3 separate regions of the Mus musculus genome follow, and regions 1 and 3 are each linked to region 2. The links are chromatin loops, found by intact Hi-C in ENCODE. Cell type or tissue: heart. All regions are shown on one strand.

Region 1 (8,000 bases), 110 kb after region 2:
GCTCGGTTACAGTTACTGATGGGTTTTAAAAATTGGTGTCGGGCCGGGCGTGGTGGAGCATGCCTTTAATCCCAGCACTCAGGAGGCAGAGGCAGGCAGATTTCTGAGTTTGAGGCTAGCCTGGTCTACAAAGTGAGTTCCAGGACAGCCAGGGCTACACAGAGAAACCCTATCTCGAATACCACCCCCCAAATTGGTGTCGAGCTGGAGAGATGGCTCAGTGGTTAAGAGCACTGACTGCTCTTCCAGAGGTCCTGAGTTCAAATCCCAGCAACCACATGGTGGCTCACAACCATCTGTAATGGGATCTGATGCCCTCTTCAGGTGTGTCTGAAGAGAGGGACAGTATACTCACATACATAAAATAAATGAATAAAATCTTTAAAAAAAATAAAAATAAAAATAAAAAAATTGGTGTCATCAGTTTTTGACATGGGAAATATTTGATCTGGAGTGTGGCACCGTGCGGTACCTTATACACAATGAAGAAATTGCTCGGGATCTAATTATAGTCTGAGGGCACGTTGCAGGGCTGCCACGCAGATGTGACCACCAGATGTTCTCAAGGTCTACTGGGGAACCTGACTAAGTAGCCAGGAATAAACTTAAGTCATGCAAAGGCTGAGTCTCAAGTCCTCTAAATCTCGCAAGCTCGGCTAATCCTTGTTTTGTTTACTCAGTGCACAGGCGTGCACGTGTTTGGAGTGGATGACCCATGCTCCCATCTGAGAGTAAATGGCCGAGCGTCTACATGAAGACTTGCCATAATAGTTTATGATACTAGATGCATGAATCCGTGGAAGTAGACTCATGGACCAGGGCTGGCTGGCTTCAGGAAGATTAAAATGCTTTTTCTAACACTCTGCCATCGTGCCCCACCCTCAACCCCGACATCTTGTTTCCTATGTCCCCTCTGCCATATCAATAAGCAGAACTCGAATGTGTGTCTTCTCAGCTGGCCCTCTATATTGACAGTGGCTGCCATGCTCCCATGCAGACTCAGCAGCATCCATACAATTTCAAAATAAGCCAAAATTTTTACTAGTATGTGGTTTGCTTTGAAAACTGTTGCTGTCCCCAGTTGCCACACAGGAGGGGGTTTATACGGAGGCCTGTGCCTGCTCGTTCTTCAACAGCTCGTCCTAAGGTACCCTTTGTGGTGTCCTGGATGCCCTGACTGACCTCGCTGCTCCTTTGGGAGGTTGGACTCACTGGCAGGCTCACTGTGGACTTCAGCATCTCCCTCTTAGATGTGTGAGGACCACTTGTTCTGAAATTAATTTGAGAGAGAATTTCTGAAAGATTGTTTCCATGGAGACCTTCTTAGTAGAAGTGAATTTTGGAGAAAATACCATGGACTTACAGATCTGCTGACTTAATTAAACATTACATTCTGACAGGGCTTTTTATGGGAGCACAAGAGACAAACGTAACAGAGGCAGCAATGGGACCAGGAAATCTTAATATCTGTCCTTTTATGACCGACAAGCAGAAACTGTGCCTTGGCAAATAGGAGGATGAATGCAGCAAGGCAGTCTTGGGGGCAGGTTGCTTGTTTTACCTACTGTCTTTATTCAAGAGTCTCTGAATCCTGTCATAGCCAAGCTGAACCCAACGTTCCTAATGGTTGCTTAAAATAGGCCATCTCCCATTTCACCGTGGCTAGAGCAGAGTTCAGGATGTGAAAAAACAAGGCTAAAACAAGATGCTGGGCAGGAAGCTGCAGTTGCCAAGAATGTCTGTCTGATTAAATTTCTTGAACCACAACCTTATCAAAGGCTAAATCCTTTGTTCATCTGTTAAGTGCATCGTTGGTGTCTATTAGGTGTAACACATTCCTTTCATCCAGCTTACTGCACGTTTTCAGGGGCAGCGTCTCTTCCTCAGTCACTGCTTTGGCGGAAGGACATTAACCAAGTAGAGGGTTGTAACACCAGACTGGGTCAGGTTTCCTTTTTCTCTTTCTCCCCCCCCCCCCTCTTATTTTTCAGTACTGAGGGTAGAAGCTGGGCCTTGCTCATGCTAAGTAAGTATTCTTGCTCTGGGGTTGGGGATTTAACTCAGTGCTAGCAGGTACTAGGCCCTACACTTACATAAGAAATACATAAAACAAACAGTCTGGGTGGTGGGTTGAATATGCTTGGCCCAGGGAGTGGCACTATTTGGAAGTGTGGCCTTGTTGGATGAAGTATGTCAATGTAGGTGTGGACTTTAAGACCCTGGTCCTAGTGGCCAGGAAGCTTGTCGTCTCCTGTTTGCCTTCAGATCAAGATGTAGAACCCTCAGCTCCTTCTCCAGGGCCATGCTTGCCTGCAGGCTGCCGTGCTTCCTGCCATGATGATAACGGACTGAACCTCTGAACCTGTAAGGCAGCCCCAATGAAACCTTGTAGCTTATAAGAGTTCTTGGTCATTGTCACTGAATTATTTCCCCAGTCCCCTTCATTCTCTTTAAAAATCTTCTTAAAATCATTTTTATTTATGTTTATGTATGTATACGTGTGCCCATATCTCTGTGTGTACACCATGTGCGTGCAAGCACCTTTTAGGTAGTAAGAGGCCACTGGGGTTCTTGGAACTGGAGTTACAGGCAGTTCTGCATGCTGGGAACAGGATCCAGCCTCTCTGAAAGAGCAACACCCTCTTAACCACTGAACTATCATCCCTCCACTGAGCTATCATCCCTCCACTGAGCTATCATCCCTCCACTGAGCTATCCCTCCAGACTTCTTTTTACATTCTTGATTCTGATCAGGGTGTAATGATGGGACGAGTCATGTATCTTCTCCATGTTCAGTCTCCTCATCTATAAAATGGGCAATGATGGGGCTGGAGAGATGATGGCTCAGCGGTTAAGAGCACTGTTCTTCCGAAGGTCCTGAGTTCAAATCCCAGCAACCACATGATGGTTCACAACCATCCGTAATGAGATCTGATGCCCTCTTTTGGGGTGTCTGAAGTGTACTTATATATAATGAATAAATAAATCTTTTTAAAAATGGGTAGTGATGGCAGTGTATCATGAGGGTGTCTTGAGGATTAAACTAACTCAATACAGGCTAAGTGTTTAGAACTGTGGTGCTTATGGAAACTTTATCACAAATGTGAGCACTTACAACTGTTATGGACCTGTCTATCCAAGAGGTGGTCTCCACACTTTATTTGCACAACTATGCTTCTATCGTCCCATGGAGGACTAATGCTGGCAGAATAAAAAGTATCTGTAATTCTTCATTTCACTTAGGAATGGCTGACATGCAGAGCCCAGCCCTGGCCTTTGGATCATAAAGAATTGCTTCAGCTTTTGCCTGTCACAGATACAAGGCTCATGGGCCAGAGGCTGTGATCTGATGAAGAAAGGGAGACTTGGATGCGGCTCTAAAGCTATTTAAGGATGACCCAGGTTCCTCACCTGCAATAAAAGGATGGTATTTTGATGTACCAGTAATAGTTGCAATCAGATATTACCCTGATTGAGTTATTTGGTGAGGATTAAACAAGACAAGATGTATAAATTATATGTTATAGACACGTAGTCTGTAAATGAGGGACATTCAGCGGCTTCTCTAAGGAGTTCCCTGTTGAAGAATGGGGAAAAGCAGGGACTTAACGCCAAAGTAGGGGACAGTCAACAGCTTGGTAACAAGGGTGCAGGGCCCCAATAGCCTGAAAGTGCAACACCCAGGGGCTCGAAGTTTCTGACCATCCTCTTGCCTGACTCTGGCCAATGCGGTCAATCATCCCACATGTGGGTGGTCTGTTATGATTTCTCCCAGTTCTGACAGTAATCGAACCTGAATCCATCTCTTTTTCTCAGAAGAGAGCAATCTTGAGAGCGAGGGTTGCACCCTGCTACCCAGCTAGAGCTTCCACTAAACCAGATCCGCAGGTGGCAATAGTTTAACACCGCCCTGCAGTTGTCTAGCACTGTAGAAGGCATTATTCAACATTATTAATGTAACTGGCGGAAGCGATGCAGTGACTGTTCCAGGGACTCTATATTTTAGCGTTCACTTGGCCTTTGGAGCAGCAGGTTAGTAGCAAATCTCTCAGTTTCACTCAGGCCTGCTGCACGATTCTTTTTTTTTTTTTTTTTTTTTTTTTTTTTTTTGTCGGAGGGCTTTATTCCATTAGTGGAATCCGCAGGCCGCAGCTGCACCCTCCCTTTAAGGGACTCAGGAAGTTCCGCCTGCTACGGAAGCCGACGCGGTGCTCCGGCGGAGTCCAGGTACGGACCTGCTAGTTCTTCCTGCTCGCCTACCCCGGCCCAGGTAACGCTGAGGTGAGGGCTTGGCGACGGGGCTGAGGTGGGAATGCATGTCCTGGGAACATTCTGTGCAGAGAGCCCTCCGTGGACGTGGGGTGGCGGCAGCACCAGCCTTCGGAGTCGAGACCAGTTGCCGAGCTGCCAATAATCACTTGCTCGCCAGCCTAGCCAGTTTCGCTGTTTGTGTGCGCGCGCACGCTCCTTCCACGGATTTGGGGGGCAAGGTGGGGGCGTAGGACAACTGGCATCCTGGTGGCATGGCGTCCTGGTGGGCGTGTCTGCTGCGGACCCCTTGTGAGCGTTTTGGGATTTTTTTTTCCTTTAATTTTTGATGTTTTTGCAACAGGGTCTCACTATTTATCTCTGGCTGTCCTGAAACGCACTCGGTAGACCAGTCTGACCTCAAACCTATAGAAATCCTCCTGCCTCTACCTCCGAAGTGCTGGGATTAAAGGCGTGCACCGCTCGCCGTGTCAGGACTTTTGAAATTCCTTCCGGAATTGAAGGTGAGAGAATTCAGTCATAGGATGAAGCCAACGTCATTTTCGCAAAATATGGATTCTACTAGAACCCATCCTTTCCTTCGGGAGTGAATATAAGCCCTCAATATGTCAATGTGAGCTTGTGATTATGAAGTGTAACGATTCAGAAAAAAAGTAAAGAAATAAGTGGTAGAAATAAGCTCCCGTCAGGCCATATCCCGTCAGGAATAAAGCCTTATCCCTCGGAGGCAGAGGCAGAGGCAGGCTGATCTGTGAATTGGAGGCCAGCCTGGTCTCCATAGTGAGATCCTGTCTCAGAGAGAAGGAAAGAAAAAAGAAATCAGTATCATTAGGTTGAAGAGCTGCTCAGTAGGCAAGGCAGAGTTCAGTGTCTGGAACCTAAAGGTGGAAGGAGAAAACTCAGTCCACAAGGTTGTCCTTTGACCTCCACACTGGCACCATGGCATGGGTGCCCAGACACATCAGACAGACAGGCAGACAGACACACAAGCACCCTTACCCACTGAGCCATCTGGCTGGCCCTGAATCTTTGCTTAGTATTAGATAGTGTAGGCTGTGAGCATAGTCAACACGTTTCCGAGTTAACTGATACAGTTTCATAATTTTTAGTGTTGTGAAGGCTGCACTGATGAATAGTGTTAGTGTGTTTAGGCTCACTTTAGAAATTATTGGAACTCCCGTACTAATCACAAGCCATAATTTATTATTTATTATTACTGTTGTTGTTGATATTGTATTAGGAAACTCAAGTTTGGAACTCAAGTAGCAATTTTAAAAATAAAACATTGTAATACATTACAGCTTAGAGATACTCTAATTGGGTTCATACTGAAGAATGTTAGCAGAAAAGTATTGAAAGGTTTTTTTGTTTGTTTGTTTTTTGTTTTTGTTTTTTTTCGAGTCAGGGTTTCTCTGTGTAGCCCTCCTGTCCTGGAACTCTGTAGACCAAACTGCCCTTGAACTCAGAAATCCACCTGCCTCTGCCTCCCGAGTGCTGGGATTAAAGGTGTGCGCCACCACTGCCTGCCTGTATTAAAAGTTTTAAGAGCAGAAGACGGTGGGAACCATAAAACGTTGCAGTTGATATTCTGCTGGGGCCTTGAATTATCAAAACATGTGTGAGCTGTACTTGGCACTCATTGCCGTTTGAGACAGTGAGAACCTTGGAGATTTTGGTTTGACCAAAACTAGAGAAATAAGTAGATTAGTGTTACAGAAGTCTTCAGAATTTTACATTTGTAAAACCCTTACTTGTGGTTCTTTTACACACAGGCTGTGAAGCTAATGGTATGTATGTGTGTAGGTACATAGTAATATGTGTGCCCAGTTTGCTTTCTATTGCTTCGAGAACTACCATAGCAAAAAAGCAGACTACTTGGAGAGGAAAGGGTTGATTGGGCTAGCTGGTCCAAATCATAGTTCACCACTGAGGGAAGTCAGGGCAGGAACCTGGAGGCAGAAACCAAAACAAGACCACAGAGGAACACTGCTCACTGGCTGGCTCCCCGTGGCCTCTCAGCCTGCTTTTTCACACCACCCAGGAAGGGTAGTGCCCACAGCGGGTTGGATCTCCTACTACAGTAGTCATTACTCAGGAGAACGCTCCACTGACTTGCCAGGTGACTCTAGCTTGTGTGAGGTTGACAAAGCACCAGCCAGGATAATGCACAGAGCCAGTGTGGCCGTTCAGTTCAGTAGGATGACACATGGACACTGCAGGCTGGATTCATCGCAGGGACATGACCACTGAGCTACTACTTCTTCCGGGCATCAATTCCTGTTTCTTTGTTTTCTTTACACATTAATTACAAAAATCACTTGAACAAAGCAAAGAATGGGAAGATGAGCTAACTGACACCCATGTTCAGATTCGGCAAATGTCGCCATAATCGCACTTTGTAACTCCCATTTCCAGCCGAGCCATTTCAGAAGGACACGTGTCATGATCCTAAATACGTCAGGGCTTGTCTCCCGAGAGTTTTATTCTCACACTGAGCAAGCTGTTGGTACTTTTTGCAAGTTCCCAATAACTAATCTGCGTTCCTGTTTCCCAGGGTATCTCTCGGAGGATTTTTTTCAAACATTACACTTTGTAATTTCCCTAGCTTTTTATTCAAAGCCAGCCCATCTCCCCTTTTCATCCTCACCAAGCTAGTGTGTTGTCTCAGAGTCTGGGTTTGTGAGATCCCTTCCCTGTGGCATCCTCCAGGTCATTGCTCTCTGGGTCCAGCCTTATTCTGGAAGCTGGGTGGAGAAGCGAGCCAGTTTGGATTACCTCAGGGCGAGGCTGTGTTGTGGAAAGCTCTGCGTATTTGCAGCAGCTTCGGATCAGGAGGCATGCCCGGGGTGTCATGCTTTTCCTCTGGTGGCAGTGCCACTCTGACCGTTGGCCATGACGGTGACAGCCAGCGTCCTCCTCAGCAAAGTGTTCATACGTATTTAATCTGGGCACAGTGTGTGGGTGACCTTGTGGCATCAGCCTTGTACCTAAAGGTGTTTGACTATTGACTAAATGAGCCATTTTCCTTTGTTCCAAAATGGTGGTGGTGGTTATTATTGCTATTATTATTACCATAATCATCATCTCCATGCTAGGAAGGAGAGCTCTTCCTCATCCACAGAGATGGGCACAGTTTTCCCTTAAAAGACAGAGTAAACGCTCAGCTCTTTCTGTTTAATTACCAATTTACCAGTTTTCCATGGAGCTGGGGTGTGGCGGTGACACACAGTGGCAGTTATCATCCTAATAGATGTTTGCATATATATTCAGCGTGTGGAAGGGAATTACAGCCATTTTCCTTAATGTTTAAATTATACAACTGGCTGGACTAAGCCCCTTCATGCTGCCAAACTGTAAATGAAGTATGACCAGCAAGCAAAACAAAATACTCTCGGGGAGACCTGGAGACCAGGTATCTGATAGAGGAGGCACTGTCAGTCAGGGCTGGCCTAGAATCATGAGACAGAAGATTGGGCACCCTGGTGGTTGCTGGTGGCTTGCTGTCCACTTTGGACCTGTGACTAGAAGATGAAACCAGTCTCAACACATGCTGTTTGTCTCACTCTCTTCTATAGAAAGATTTTCCAAGATTGTTGCTCTGAGGATTAAACCAAGGGCCTTGTACATTAGGCAGATTCTCTACCACTGACCCAAATCCTGAGGCCCCAAATAAGGAATTCTGAATAGTAAATAATAATTATGAATTTGTGGGTTTTTTTTTTTTCATCTGA
Region 2 (8,000 bases):
CTGTAATTGAAATAACACATCACTCCAGCCCTTTTCCTCAACGAATCAGGAGAACGGGCCCGTCTCCTTATCTGCTATACTAAATCATGCAAATCTTTCAGTTCTCCTACATTTAGCTTCTACTTCAGGACCAGTTTCTGTTGTCGTTCCCCCCCCCCCCCCCAAGCACGCATTTGCTCTCCACTCTGCATAGCCACCTCCTTCTTGTCCTGCAATCTCTGGAAGACCTTCCCTGGTTTCTGTGCTCAAAGCAGATACTTCTCAAGTTCTCTATCTGGCCTCGTATTTGTTTCTTTCACAGAACTATGATTTAAAAAATTCCTACTGTCGAGCCAGGCAGTGGTAGTTCACGCCTTTAATCCCCAGGCATGGGATTCCAGGACAGCCAGGGCTACACAGAAACCCTTTTTCAAAAAACAAAAACAAGTTCCTGCAGTTATCTGTTTTCAAGGCCTGGTACCATCCAGGCACTCAATGAGTATAAAAGTATCTTTGTAAAAAGCGGGCCAAGTATAGGAAATACAGGCTCTGACAGGGCAGAAGAGGTCAAATATAGCTTAAAGGTTCTTTTTTTTTTTTTTTGGCTTTTCGAGACAGAGTTTCTCTATGTAGCCTTGGCCTTCCTAACTTACTCTCAAGACCAGGCTGGCCTCAAACTTAGAGATCCCTGTCTCCAGAGTACTGGGATTAAAGGCGTGTGCCAAGAGTCCTGTATCTTCAGTATATCGGTGGTGTTTTTCTGAGGCAAGCTCTTGTTAAGACAGTCAGTCTGGCCTTCAACTTGCAATTCTGTTTGCATCTTTTTAATGCTAAGGTTACAGGCAGACACCATCATCCCTGGCAGACAATGAAGTTCTGACTGAAGACAAGCATTACTAAAGATCCCAAAGCAACAAAGCTCTAGAGCGTGAGGTGACTCTGCTCAAGGGCCGGCAGATATTTCGGGTGGATTAAGTCTCACTTGGGTAGGATGCTTACAAGACAGGATTAAGGAGAGAAACCAGGTGACTCTTGGATGTGATATGCTTTGTTAATATTTCAAGTTTCCCAAAATGTCATTTCTTCTGTACAGAATTCTGCTCTTCCTAATCCTGACTTTCTATCAAATATTATCTCTTCTATGTAACCCTGGGCTCTATTTAATATACCTACCTAAAGACTGCAATTGTTACCTGGTAATTCCAGTTTTCCCAATGATTAAAGTTAGAGCTGGCGAGACAGCTCAGTTGCTGAAGCACTTGTTACAAAATGTAAGGATCTGATTTTAATCTCCTGAACTTAAAAGTTGAGTAGATTTGTTAAGCTCGCAGCCAAGCCCAGTGCTCAGGAGACAGATATAGGTGGGTCCCTAGGGTAGTCTAGCCTAACTGACAAAAGCCCTTAACCCAGCTTGTGAGAAACTAGGGCAAAGGCAAGCTTACCATGTGTGTTCTAAGTCAGCCAGGGCTAGTTAGTGGAACTGCCTCAAACCAACCAACCAAAAGTAAGTTGCTGGCTCCTGATGAACCATCCTTATGGAACTTCTGGCCTCCATATGCATACATGCATATGCACACAAACATGCCTGCACAAAACCTAATAAAAATTGGTTTACTCATGTTGCACCTATACATTTCATTAGTGTTCTGGAATTCAAGCAGTAAACTGACATCTACCCTACTAATGCTACAAAGTAGAGCCTGATACCAATTAAAATTCTGAAGAGCACTTCATATTATCTTCACCCTTAAGGTAGTCTACTAATCGTATCAAAAGATGCATTTTCATTAGTTAAAAAAAAAAAAAAACCTGGTGAGATGGTTTAGTGGGTACAGGTGCTTGCTGCCAAGCCCAGCAATCACCAAGTAGCTCCGATATGGTGGAAGGAGAGAAGAGACTCCTATCTGTGTGCCATGGCAAGTTTGTGTACACAAATAATGAGTAAAATGTTAAAAAAAAAAATTCAAGTCCCTCTGCCAGTCTTCTTTCCAGCCCTTCTAGTTACAGTCTCCTGGGTCTCGTTCTATGTCACCTCTCCTTTCCTTAGCACCTCAATCATATAGAAATAAAGAGACTCTTTAAGAGCTGTGATCAAGCTGGGCGTGGTGGTACACGCCTTTAAGCCCAGCACTTGGGAGGCAGAGGCAGGCGGATTTCTGAGTTTGAGGCCAGCCTGGTCTACAGAGTGAGTTCCAGGGCTACACAGAGAAACCCTGTCTCAAAAAAAAAAAAAAAAATCTATGATCAAAACCCCTACCTTGGCCCAATTATCTGTTTGCTCACTTTTAGTGTTGGTTCAATTAAGAGGGTGACACCATCCTTGGGGTTCATCTAGGTTCAAGGAAGAGAAACCACTCAAAACTAGTTTAAACAAAAGAGAGAATTTATTAGGCAAATATACTTGCAGAGATTCCAACAGCTGTATGGGTCAATAGCTAGAGCCACATTTTCTTTCCTACAGGACAGTACATGCTGCAATCACAATTCTGGGTTCTGCACCATCCTGAGGGTGGTCCTGCTTGTACCCTGCACGAGGGACTAGAATGTGGGCTCCTTTTTGCTTGCCTTTTTAGCTTTATAGTCCTTTATGCTGGCCTCAAACTTGACAAGCACATGCTGGCAGACATTCAAGAGCTCATTCAGGCCTTTCTGAAACGGCTCAACAGCTGGAAGGGCACCCCGGGTCTGAATTCGCAAATTAATTTTGCTCTCTGAAGGATGGGTCGTAGTGTAACCACAAAATTCCACTTCCGGGTTCTTCATGATTATGTACCGCAGACAGTTTCCTAGTGTATGGTCCTCCTCGTGCAGGACAAATGTCACACACTGTCTATCTGTTCCAGCTGCCTGGACCATTTCCAGGGCTGTCTTCCTCTCGCCTTCAGCCATTGAGGTCTTCAATCCTGATATTTTTCTACACACATATTTTTTTTGTAAGAATAAGATCACATGGAATATCGTTTTCTGATTAACTTTTTATGATTCACTGCCTCATTCTCCTGCCTCCACACTTCTAGCCATAGATATTTAACTCCAGTTTTTCCCTACTTCATTTGACTCCAGCAAAGAGGGGGAGGGGTGTCATCTCAGAAAAAAAAAAAAACCCCACCAAGTTAAATGTTTGCAAAATCTTTCTTGGGATAGAGCAAAAGAAAGGGGCAGAGTTACAATAGGGTAGGCCCTGCTGCAAGATGAAAAGGGAGTTGACAGGTATAAAAAACACGATTACTTTAGCATAAAAATGGCAACCACAAGTTATCAGGGTGGCAGGCTCAGTTACGGCTCCCATTTGAAAGAGGTAAGGAAACTACTAAGTTAAAGGAAGTGAAAAGTTTAATAGGAGGGAGAATTTGGTGGACAGAGAGAATTTACGAGCAGTCTGCACAGAGCGGAGTTGCAGTAACTTTAGCCAACTTAAACACGCCAGGCCCGCCACTCGGGACGGCTGGCCCGGTGCGTGACCTTACAACGAGGCAGTTCTAATGGGGGTGGTGGCAGTTTGGGACTTACAGCATGATTCCCAACTTCTCTCCCCTCCCGGATGGCTAGCATCCCTCTGGGCTTTTCTGTTACAAATAAACCCACGGCTCCTCCCTCTTCCCAACCCGGCCCGCTCTACTCTCTCTCCTTCCTTCCCCAGCGCCTGGGGTCAGGCCTAGCCGCCACGCCGGGCCGCAGTCGGCCGCGTGCCCCTTCGCCACCCGCTTCGCTGGCCCGACCCGCCGCCCCACTCCACTCTTCCCCTCCACCCTTACCTCTCCAGCTCCTGATCGTCTTCCATCGCGGGAGGTGGGGGTGGCGGCTCCAGGAAATCCTCAGGTGGCGCTGGCGAAATGGAAGCTCTTCCCCATGTCGCGAAAGGTGCGGGACAAGGCAGGAAGGAAGAAACCACCGACGGAAGAAGCGGATGACGGAAGGAGGGGGGCGGAGCCGCAGCGGCGCGGCAGGGCCCTCTGTGGGCGGGGCTAAACCGGGTCCCGCCCCCGACCACGCCCAGGCGCGGGCAGGACGGTTCACCTGGAACTGCGGAAGCTAAGCCAGCTGCCGGGCACAGCCAGCCGGTCCCCAAGTGCCACTGAAGAGCATAGGCTCTCACCTGTCGCCCCGAGACACCTGCTATTTAAAAAGAGTCAGAGTCGGATCTCTGGCCTGCTAGGCTCTCCAGGAACCCGACTGCCCCAGGGCTGGCTATTCCCAGGACTTGAGTCCTCAGGGGCCTTTCATGGGGCACCTTGAAAAAGCAGAGAGACTGTTGTGCAGAGATGACTCTCCTGACGATACTGTGGGTTTTAAAAATTTTTCTCCCTGGGGTGCAAATGTACATCTCCACTAGGTGCAAGGGCTGCGATGGTCTTTCTTTTGCGAGAGAAGTGAGAGTTTGGAGCACCGCCCTCCTTCCTCGGGAGCTCACGCTGTGGGACTGGCAGCTCCTTTTCCCTTTGATCCCAAGGAACCGCCCTTCTTCTCAGGTGCATCCTCCCAGCTCCCACCTGACCCTGGCCAGGCTGGGTCCCCGCCCCACCCAGCTGTCCCCTCGCCCTGCACACCTACACGTCAGCCGCCCCCCGCCACCTGTTCTCCCTCAGCCTGGTCCCGCAGCCCTCCCCTCCCTTCAGCTGTCCCACGCCCGGCGCGGCGCTCCAGGGGTGCACGCAGACACTTCCCGAGCGTTTTCTCTGTGTGTCTGAGAGGGAGAATCCGGCCGGGAGCGATGGCGGAGGGCGGAACGCGCTCACTCTAACACGGGGGTGATGAGCAGGGCCGACTCGGCCCCTCGAACTCCTTGATTGGTCGAGAGGCTCCGAGCCCGCTCTTAGTCCCGCCTTTGTCCGCCGTTGATTGGCTCAGGTGCGTGTCGGGTTGGGCCTCTGCGCTCGCCCCCTAGGGGAAAGGCAGCAGGGGCGGTTGAGAAGTAAAGTCTTGGCCGGACTTTGCTTCTCGCCAGGAAATCGGCGGCGGCGAGTCCCAGCGGAGCGGAGCCGGGCGGCGTCCTCGTCAGCGCTCCCGCGGGGAGCCCGCCGCTTTCCCTCAGTGAGTTACTTCGCCTCAGGTGCGGGCGGTGACGGGGTGTGGCGTCAGGGTAGGGGGGACCATCTGGGGGACCGCTGGGGGCCGCGTGCTGTCTGGCCCGGCCCGGTGCGGGTGCGGGTTCCAGGAACCCCGATGCAGGTCTGCGCGCCTCTCGCTTTTCAAGACATGGAGGTTTGGGAACGAGTTCTTGCACTTTGCGTCTGCACGTTGTCTGGAGCCAGAGTGGCGCTAGCTAGTTGCCCTCTGGTTTTGTTTCCTGGAAGGGATGAGCAGAGAGGCACCCTCCTCCTTGCCCCAGCCTGTTGCGGGGGAATTCTCACCTTTCTCTTCAGATTTGACATGTTTGGGAGCGTGGGGGGTATAATTTCCAAAATATGAGTCCCGATTTGGAAGCATTTGCGCACAAAGCACCTCTTGGGAAAGACATCGCTGGCTTTTCAAAGCTTTCTGCCACGTTTCACGCAAGGACTTTTTAATGGAGTGTTCTAGTATTTCCGTTTGCATTTAAGAGTGTGTGTTTGCCAGGAGCCTTAAGGACGCTTCCGCGTGGCTTTATCGAATCAATTTTTCTTCTTCTCACTCTGTAGCCTTGGCTAGCCTGGAACTCACGGAGATCCGCCTCTTTCTTGAGTGCTGTAGGGTTAGAAAGGCGTGTGCCCCACACCCCGCCAATTTTTCTTTGGGGAAAAAAAAAAAAAAGCCCAGAAACCAATGGCAAGGGTAGTTGGAGGCAACCGTGAGCTCCAGTTTATCCAAACTGCCTTCACTTTAAGAATGTCACATTCTTTTCAGTCACAGTACTTAGACATTGGCCTCCTTCCCAGGACACAATTTGCGTTTTCTCTAGCCTGTTCAGTGACATAGCACAGACGCAGGATCTCAGTAGGTCAGTCCTGTTTGCTTTGATAGGTTTGAAAACCCTCCCCCACCCACCCACCTTTGGAGAAAAGGACTTTGGCAGGTAAAGAAGGAAGATGGGGGAATCTAGTGTCCTATTTGGCCGGCAGATCATTGTTGAGCTAACAAGGTTTTGCCGTTTTAGCCTGTCCAAATTCCATGTGAGTTTTCCCAAAGGGGTCAAATGTAGGCCAAGTCAAAGCAGCTCTAGAGTCACATTGTTTTTAATTCAGTCCATCCACTAAGTCCAAGGTTTGTTCCTCTAAGCTTCAAGTTTGAGCCTTTTCGTTGTATAAACATTTAGCTACTCCGTGTCTACTCCGCTTTCCAGACTTTGGTGAAAGGGAATTTCTTGCCCAGAGTTGTCAGTGTCTGTATACTTCTTAGTCCATTACCTGAAAGGAAATTGAACAAAGTGATGTGGGAACTTAAAATCATTTCTGCCTAGAATGTGCCAGAGAAATCCTAGGCAGTCTTCAAATTGGCACGGGCTTTCTCTGGGAGCATCCTAAATGCTTATAGCCATAAAGTGCGACATCATCTGCTGTGCATATGGTTGGTCTGAAGGACTTGATGTTTGGGGCTAAAGCAATGGGGGTTGGGGGCTGGTTTGTTGTTTATCTTAGGGGTTCATGGTACATTGTACAAGTGGACCCTTAGATATCTGTTGAAATAATAAAAAGAAAGGATTTTGTGTAATTCCTCAAGACGTTTGGACACTTCATCTGGTCAGTGAGAGTGAGGTGTTCATTTCAAGCAGGAAGATGCTGTGGTAAGATTTGCATTCCATAAAGATAACTGCAGCAGGCTGGAGGACAGTGGGGGCCAGGCAGTAGGTGAGACTACTACATAGTCTCCGTGCATATAATATGTGTTTGCAAAGGGTTTATTACCCTCTCTTTGTTCTTTAGCGGTTTTTAGTCTGGTAGGATTTGGAAACCCGAAAAAATAAAAACAGTTTTGGCCCTGGCTCAGTAAAACCTCAGCCAGAGCTTGTCACCACCAGTCTGAAGAAAGCTGGTGTGGCATTCAGGAGGGGTGGACTCATAGGTGAGTGACTAGGTAGGAGTAGTGAAAGATGATCCCTGGTTTTGTTAGTTTGTTTGTCTGTTTTCTGTTTTTGTTTTAGAGACAGAGTTTTACTCTAACTGTCCTGGAACTCACTCTGGAGACCAGGCTGGCCTCAAACTCACAGAGATCCGCCTGCCTCTGCCTCCCAGAGCGCTGGGATTAAAGGCATGCACCACTATGCTCTGTGATTCCTGTTTTTTTGGGAGGTGAGGGGGCAGGGAGGGACTAGTTAAGCTGCTTATGGGGGCAAAAGAGGGGTCAGGTTCTTCCAGTTGCCTTTCAAATTACTATTCCATCTGGGTTTCAATTCCCTAACAGCCAGGAAATCGTCATGGTACTGTTTAGTAAGGTTTAAGGATCAAGTGAAATTACGAATGTCATACCCTTGACACAGTCTGAGGTGCATTCCAAGTGCTGAATAAATATTAGTTGTTCCTTCAGTGACAACAGTATTGGTGAGGTAGTGGGATGGCGGAGGCTTGAGAAGGAGCAGTTTAAACCACTTGGAAGTCCAGCTCAGGCCCAGTGAGCTGCCACGAGTGAGTGAGTGAGTGACATGTCAACCCAGCATGTTGGATAGACATCGCACGAGAAGCCTGGAAAGAAGAGAGAAAGCAAAGGCTTTTGCATAAAGTCTTTTTAGATGTGTGTGGTAAACTCTGTGAGATTTGGGGACAGGGGAAGGCGGGGTTTAAGAGCAGTGCTGGTGGGGTGTTCATGTGGAATGGTAGGTGCGTTTCGGAGCTGGGTGTGGAGACACACAACTGTAATCTCATTCATTCCAGAGACTATGACGAAAGAAGATTGCCATGAGTTTGAGGCCAGCCTGTGGGTGCATAGTGGAATCCTGTCTTTAAAAATTACAAAAACAGCCCTGGTGGTGGTGGTGGCAGGGCTTCAATCCCAGCTCTTGGGAGGCAGAGGCAGTCAGATCTCTGAGTTTGAGCCCATCCTGGTTTACAGAGTGAAAGCCATGACAGCCAGGGGTACACAGGAAACCCTGTCTAAACAAGCAAACAAAC
Region 3 (8,000 bases), 95 kb after region 2:
CCTGGGAGCTGACACAACTCACTTAGCTCCCTACTCGCTTGCCTGTGGGCTGGGAATGGAAGCCTGACTGAGGAAAAGCTCCCTTTGTCCCTTAGCTCCTGGTCATCACCAGCGTGTCAAATATCTGTCACCAAGGTTCAGCTAAGTGAACAATGACTTCGGGGTGTTGCACTTTCTGGAAGTATTTTCTTTCAGATGGTGCCCTTGAGCTTGGGGAACCCGTGTGGCAGCCGTTTCTGCTTATTCAGAGATGGCCATCGAAGTCTAACCTGGGATGAGAAACTCGGAGAGGAAGCCAACAAAAAGGGAGGTGTCCCCAGTCGTGGGGAAGGGCTCCTCTCGTTTCAGGACACCGGGAAGAACAGAAAGCCCCAGGCTGCCGGGGGAAGTGGAGGAGGATAGCGCTTTCAGCTTTCAGGCTGTGGAGACGAACGACTCAACAACTCAGCTGCACCGCAAGGGAAAACAGGCTTTGCTAACTCGCTTTCTAATCAGGATCATGAGACGTTTTACAAATTAACCACTTTCCTCCAACACTTACCATATTGAGTGGCTCTAGGTACAGCCATCAGGGCGGACTCTGCCATCTGCATTTAGAAAATTGCCTATACATTTATTAAAGTGAAATTCACCCATTAATTAATGCCGTTCCCCCTGAAGACTCTCATTAGCACATTGAGCTAATTGCTGAAACCGCAGGCCCAAGGGTTGGTGGCGGGGATTTTTTTTGTGTGTGCTTTTTTTTTTTTCCTCCTATTGCAGTAAAATTCGCTCCAGCTTTACCCTTTGTGTGATTTGCAAAAAGATATGACGGTATGAGAATAAGCTTTGGCAGCAGGAACTGAGTCAACTTGCAGGGTCCTTTTCCTTCTGTGTGAGGTACGGACAGCTGGGTACCGCAACAAGGGATCCTTCAAGCATGAGATTGGCCCCAGCGCGTAGCCAGCGCGGTGCCAGTGCCCCGGATGTTGGGCTTGGATGGTTATGAGACCGATTTTGGAAGAGATTCCCAAGGCCCGTTTGGAGTGTTCTGCCGTACACTGTATCTCTTCTCTTCCCCAGCATCCTGTGGCTCTCATGTCCTTTCCAATAAGCAGATAACAAAGAGGGCTCAAACAGATCAAAGGGGCTTAGGTGTGTTTCTATCGGTGGGAGGAAGGCATCCGGCACACCGGTGCACTCTAGAGACAGGGCCTTCGAACTGTGGTACAGACCCGCCCCGTGCCTCCCTGTTAGCCCCAGTCCTCAGTGTTTCAAAGATCTTTATTCACTCTAGCAGGCCGGAGGCCCTGGGTTCGTGTCCCAGCACCAGCAATACCCAAACATCAACAATATCCTGCTGGTTGATTAGGCAGGAACGGGACAAGCTTAATCTCTTACACTCCACAAATGGTGTTTGAGGTTCGTATTTCCAAGCTCACTTAGCATGTTGCCCCGTGGCACCCCACAGTGGATCCCTGGGATGTTGGGGTAGTGAGATAAATAATGAAATTCCCCACCTATCCTCTAGGTTCCGATCCCCGGAGCTTCAAATGTTACCTCACATAGCAACAAGGGAGGACTTTGCAGATGTGACAAGGTAAGGATTGGAGACTGGAATGGGATCCAAATTATCCAAGAGGCCTTGACAGCCACTGGCATCCACAGGAAAGCAAGACAGAACATGAGTAAGCCAAAAGCACGTACAGAAACTCTGGAGCCCACTTAAATCCTCTGCAGGAAACAGAAAACTTTCCCCTAGGCTCTCCAAGAGAAAGGCTTTGAACCTCTGGCTGCCAGAATTGTAGGAAAAGCAGGGTGTGAGGTTCACAGCTGTTCCAGTTGTGTTCTCTTGCTGTGGGAAGGACACAAGGAAGCCACCAGGTTGCCTGGATCGGGTAGAATGGAAGCTTGGAGCCGCTGGACTTTCTTGCCTTACAGACAGGCTATAAGATGCAAACATTTACCCTCTGAACAGCAGGAGCTGGGTGACAGGATAGCTTCCACCCTCCAGGGTGACGCTGACAATCTGACCTTGGGGAGTTAGAGCTTGCCTCACTTCCCCACCTTTAAAGTGGTACGAATGCCTGATTCCTATTGGGTAACTTGCCAGGGTGAGATGAAATCTCAGGTATCGTACATGCCGCACACAGCAAATGCTGTGCACGCAACAGTCTCATTGTCACCTCCTGGACAGTTTTCTACTGTAGGAGTGGCACCCACTGTCCCTGCCTGAGTCTGCCCTGCCCAAGATGATGAAAGACAATATAGATCAAAGCATCAAACCCGGGTCTACACATGAAATTAATTTATGACCCAAAGTAATTTCACACAATATTATTAGTGTGTGTGTGTGCGCGAATTTTGAGTGTACTGCCTCCTTTCCCTGAAGCAAATACCAAACAACTCAGACAAAGAGGAATTTCACTGCAATAGAAACTCACACGAGCACACTCACACACACACACTCCACACACACCACACACACACACACACACACACACCACACACACATGCTCTTCAGGCTCATTGTAAATTATATAAATACTGCTGCCTCACACTCCTGGCTGACCATCCCTTTAAGGTCCCTAACCTAATTATACCACTAAAACCCCCTTTGCTCTGTAAGGGCCCGCAACCACAGATTTGAGGGTTTTTATCATCATCTTTAAATGTTTTAGGGACTGCAACTCTGTCACCCTCCTGCATGTTCAATACCTCTTGCTGCTTAAAAAGTGGGGGGCTGGAGAGATGGCTCAGCAGTTAAGAGCACTGACTGCTCTTCCGGAGGTCCTGAGTTCAATTCCCAGCAACTACATGGTGGCTCACAAACATCTATGAAGGGATCTTCTGGCATGACTGCTAAAAGGTATGGAGACCTTTAATCCCAGCACCAAGGAGGCAGAGACAGGTGAATCTGTGAGTTCAGGACAGCCAAGGCTACATGGTCTCAAATAAGCAAACAAATAAAATCCACTAATCTGGGACAATAATTCTGTCATGAGCGGTAGCAGGGTGAAATTTTTATTTCAAGAACTTTCAGACGGGTGTAAAAAGATCTTCCAGCACATGGCGGGAAGGGACCCATTTTCTCAAAGAAGGGGTGGCACCCGAGATTGTTTTTCTGGTGAGTTTAGCTAAGTCGGCCACAGCCCCCACTTTGTAGAGCAGCCAGCTGGGATAGAGGTAATGGTCTCTGCCTAGGAAGCCCAGGGCAATCAACAGTTTCCTTTGAAAGCAGAAACATCTAACAGGCACAAAACATTGCTTAAATCCAGAGAAGTAAGACTTCTTGTGGAGGAATGGCCTTCAAACCATGTACGGTTCATCTTTGAAGACCCTCAAGATTCGAGTCCTGCCCAGTGTCTGCAGCTGCATGGATGCCTGAGAAGGCTAGCATTAAAGACAAGGGAGCCGATGAGTGGTCAAGGCAGGTTTCAGGACGACTTTTCAACAGTGACACCCAGTGGCCGCCATGTGAAACTGCAGGCCTGGCTCCTGGAGACTTCGGCAGGTAGGGTCCATGGGGAATCAAGCGCTCCTAAGCAGCTCAGCTGGCAGACTTGTTAGAAGGGAACTTTGTGAGGGGCATACGAGGAATCAGAGAGGCTAGGTAAGACCTGCTACTGGGCATGGGTGAGGGTGGCTTACAAGATACACCTGGCTTCTTTTCAACTTCCTTAGTGACTCCCATTCTGAAGAGGAGGGTCTTCTGCAGTGAGCACCCCATCTGCAAGGCCTGTGCCGGTGTGTGGCCCGCTGTGCCCCTTCACAGGTACCCTACGCTGTTGGGTAGGTGCACACACCCAGGGCCCAGAGTGCCCTCAGGACTCTGGGGCTTGTGAGCCCAGTTAAGTTTTTAATTTTGCCTCTCTTTTTTGAAACAGGGCCATACTATGTAGCCCAGACTGGCCTCAAACTCATGATGCCCCAGCCTCAGTCTGCCAAGGGCTAGGGGATTAGAGATATGAGACCCCATGCCAGTTTCTCTATTAAAAACATAGAGTGCTTTTGCTGCGGATGTTGCATGCAGAGGAGATGTAGATAGAATCCATCTCAGCAAAAAGCAGACATTTCCTCCCTATTTGCTCGGAGTTCTGCTCTGTGGAAGGAGAGTGGTCCGGGATGTCCTTATGAATGAAAAGGGGGGTTAAATGCATAGATGGAACCAGCTCTACTGACAGCCAGAGAGGAAGTCCCCAGGGAGACATCCCACATAACAGACCTTCCCTTGTCAGCCTTGGGGGCCCAGCTCATAGGTCCTCCCGGGAGTCCTGGCTGTGCTCTGTCCCAGTGTTTCTCACTGAACGATCAGTGTGTGAGTTTATGTCTCTCTGCTGTGGAGAAAGGGACTGGTCAGACCTGTGGCTCTGGGCGACCAGGGATGTGGCCGGTTCTTGGCTCTAAGCTCACCTGCAGAGGAAAAAGTCCTGGCCCCCAGTCAATGGTGACTTGACGGTCACGCTGAGCAATCCTTCCGGTAGGAATCAGTTCCATGGTCAGATTGCTTCTATGAGAATGATCCACTGCTGGAGACAGGGAGGGTGTTTGTGTCTTGCAAAGATCTCTGTACCTTAGAAGGCACCAGAGATCCAGAACTCCCAACACCCTCTCTCCAAGGGAAATGCTGCCTTGCCTGTGTGTCTGGGATGCTTTTGGGGAGCAGATGTGTTCTGAGCCATAACAAGCTTTAGGCTAGATCTGCAGTGTGGGAAGAGAGAAGATTTGAAGCCTCATAGAGCATAGGCAGTCTGGGCTGCTTGACTCTGTAAGTCCCCTGGACCTGCACGGTGGGAAGATGAGTCCTTGATGAGAGGAAGGTGGGGTTAGGGTGTGGGGTACCTCACACAGAGTCAGCCTCTAGCTACACCCACCCCCAACGTCCTTGATGAGAGGAAGGTGGGGTTAGGGTGTGGGGTACCTCACACAGAGTCAGCCTCTAGCTACACCCACCCCCAACATCCATACCTCATCTAACTCCCGCCTATCCAGCGGCTGTGGTCTGGTGGCCTTCCCTCAGAAGCCAGGCTTACGGAAAGCCTAAACACTAGGCCAGGCTCTGATGATGAAGGGAAGGAAGGCTCAGGGTTATCTAGATGTGCAATGGCAACTATGAGCCATGCAGTGTGGATACACAGAGTACCCTGAGAGACACCGGCACTCCTGACCTTAGGCAGGTAGAAAGAGGAGAATCCCTGCCAGGCCGGGCTGTGGGGGAGTGAGGAGAATTGCCAGGGGCAGGAGCCAAGAGTGTGGAGCTGAGGAAGCACAGGGAGGCAGTCCCACAAGGGCACATGCTGGCCAGCAGGGCAAAGATCAGGACCTTCTTGCTCCATCTGGGCACAGCGGGGTGGAGGGGAGAATACAGTCAGATCAGCGTATTCAAGATGGACATTCTTACACACTCCAAGTAACACTAACAAATAAGTGGATACGCAAGCTCTGCCTTAAAGAGAAAGAAGCCCTGGCACCACTCTAAGGACAGGCCTCACGTATCTCCTCTGGCCTTTGAACCTCCTGGGGGAACAGTCTGTCTTCCAGAATGTCAGCTTGCTGTTTGTCCCACTGAAGCTGAACTTGTCAACCGCCAGGTCTGAGCACAGCCTGGGATACAAACCACTTGTTATCCTATGCTGAGTGGTGTCCCAGAGACTGGTACCTCAGGACCAGTGCTTTCCACAGTTTCAGGCTAGGGCTATTTGATGTAAGAATGGCTAAATGAGTCTAGTCATGGCCAGGTAGCCAATGCACAGCAGACCTGTGGGAGGTGGGATTTTTGAGAACGCTATCTGACCAATCCGAGTCTTCACCTATCGTAGAGTTTCATGGCTGTGAAGAGACACAATCCCCAAAGCAACTTTCTTAAAGGACAACATTCAGTTAGGGCTGGCTTACAGTTTCAGAGGTTTAGTTCATCATCTTCCTGGTGGGAAATATGGCAGCATGCAGGTAGATTTGGTGCTGGAGAAAGAGCTGAGAGTTCTATCTACATCTTGATCCAAAAGGCAGCTAGAAGGGAACTCTATTCTGTCCTAGGCAGAGCTTAAACATAGGTCACCAAAGCCCATTCCCACAGTAAGGCACCTCCTCCAACAAGGCCACACCTCCTCCAACAAGGCCACACCTCCTCCAACAAGGCCACACCTCCTCCAACAAGGCCACACCTCCTCCAACAAGGCCACACCTCCTGATAGTGCCACTTCCCATGGGCCAAGCAGACTCAAATCACCACACTATCACAAGAAAAAGGCTTCCCCCATAGGCAGCATGCTCCAACTTCCTGGGTTTGGGACTTTGAGGATCATGATGAAAGGCCTGCCATGTTAACATTTCCACAGGCTATCCAAAGCTGACCTGTGATGGTGACCGTGGAAGAAATACTGGCTTTACATATGCAGTAGTCCCTTTCCCCTTAAACACTATTTCAATTATGTCTGGTTAACTATGGTCTGAAAACGTCAGATGGGAAGTTCTAGAAATACAAAATTTGCAAGTTTCAAACATCTTTTATTGCAGCACTGTTCTATTTTGTAATCATTGATGCTAATCCCAGCTGTCACAACAGATGCTGTGACGTGCAGGCCCTGTGTTTAAGCAGGGACTGTCAGACGTCCTTAGCGTCACCCCCTTCCTCATTCTCAGAGACATCTGCCTCTCTGTGTTTCCAAATGAGCACAGTGGGGAGGCCAGAGGCAAGTGGGGTGTGCCTCCCCTGCACCCCAGAAGCAGAGTGTTTCTGTATCACGTGTCAAGGTGGTCCTCAAACACACAACTGAGAGCCGGGAACTGTTCAACCCAGTTGTACTTGCTAAGGGAGAGAACAATTTATTCTGTTGAAAAAAAAAAGAGAGAGTTGGGTTTGAATCTGTGGCCATTGAGTTCAAGGCCAGCCTGGTCTAGAGTGAGTTCCAGGACAGCCAGGGCTACACAGAGAAACCCTGTCAGCACCGACCTTAAACTCAGGAGGTTGCCACCAACCAGAGAATCATGCATCACCCCCAACCCATGGAGTCACCACTGGCCAGTTGTGCCTCCTGACTTTGGATGTTCCTCGACATCGATTCTTCACGTTTTACCTTCTGCCACCCTCAGTTTGTCTCCAGAATGTATATTTCTGTGTAGCCCTGGCTGTCCTCAACTCACTCTGTAGACCAGGCTGACCTTGAACTCAGAAATCCACCTGCCTCTGCCTCCCAAGTGCTGGGATTAAAGGCGTACACCACCACTGCCTGGCACACAAAGCTGACAGCCTGTATGCAGTCCCTGGGAGCCACATGGTAGAAGGAGAGAATCAACTTCTGTGAGCTGGCCTCTGGTTATGTCTCTGTGTTGTACCTGTGGCCGGCCCTCACATGTGCACAAACGATGAATAAGTAAAAGTAATTTTGAAAAATTAAACTGGCCGGGCAGTGGTGGCGCACGCCTTTAATCCCAGCACTCGGGAGGCAGAGGCAGGCAGATTTCTGAGTTCGAGGCCAGCCTGGTCTACAGAGTGAGTTCCAGGACAGCCAGGGCTACACAGAGAAACCCTGTCTCAAAAAACCAAAAAAAAAAAAAAAAAAAAAAAAAAAAAAGAATGAATAAACTGTATCCCAAGAATCATCAATGGGATTAACAATTCACGCTGTCTCGGTTCCTGTTCTGCACATGCGCAGTTGAGGTAGCGATCCGACCACGTCTCTTGTTTTCATCTTTTACATTCTTCTACCACAAAGACGGTCAACGTGCCTAAAACCTTAAGGACTTTCTGTAAGAAATGTGACAAGCGTCAGCCTCACAAAGTGACCTAGTATAAGAAGGGCAAGGATTCCCTGTAAACCCAAGAATCGCAAGCAGAGTGGCTACGGTGGGCAGACAAGGCCAATTCTCTGAAAGAAGGCCAAAACCACGAAGAAGATTGTGCACGGGCTCGAGTGTGTTGAGCCCAACTGCAGATCCAAGAGGATGCTGGCCAGTAAGATGTGCAAGCATTTTGAACTGGGAGGAGAGAAGAAGAGAAAGGGCCAAGTGATACAGTTTCT

What was found. Peaks named below come from ENCODE experiments on the same cell type or tissue, not always from the same donor. Only the 100,000 strongest peaks of a DNase experiment are listed, where the experiment ranks them.
Region 1: it touches region 2 in a loop (4-fold over the local background); 9 of 42 quality-filtered maps call a loop at or near these places.
Region 3: it touches region 2 in a loop (2.0-fold over the local background); 10 of 42 quality-filtered maps call a loop at or near these places.

The regions. Positions count from the first base shown.
Region 1 is chr5:146,959,993-146,967,992 of GRCm38, reverse strand. It overlaps Mtif3 (mitochondrial translational initiation factor 3), which reads left to right and starts at 4,196. Exons shown (of 4, transcript NM_001256102.1): 1 at 4,196-4,270. In heart, no CTCF peak of the experiment used is centred here; a DNase peak (open chromatin) is centred at 4,252; H3K4me3 peaks cover 1,682 bases; H3K27ac peaks cover 1,467 bases.
Region 2 is chr5:147,073,428-147,081,427 of GRCm38, reverse strand. It overlaps Lnx2 (ligand of numb-protein X 2), which reads left to right and starts at 4,856. Exons shown (of 10, transcript NM_080795.4): 1 at 4,856-5,010. Polr1d (polymerase (RNA) I polypeptide D) reads right to left here and starts at 4,082. Exons shown (of 3, transcript NM_181730.4): 1 at 3,735-4,082. The coding sequence starts at 3,760. In heart, a CTCF peak has its summit at 4,864; DNase peaks (open chromatin) are centred at 3,977, 4,797 and 5,697; H3K4me3 peaks cover 4,166 bases; H3K27ac peaks cover 2,474 bases.
Region 3 is chr5:146,978,850-146,986,849 of GRCm38, reverse strand. It overlaps the pseudogene Gm46936. Among named protein-coding and RNA genes, the nearest start is that of Mtif3, 19 kb to the right of the region's middle. In heart, no CTCF peak of the experiment used is centred here; a DNase peak (open chromatin) is centred at 3,449; H3K27me3 peaks cover 3,490 bases.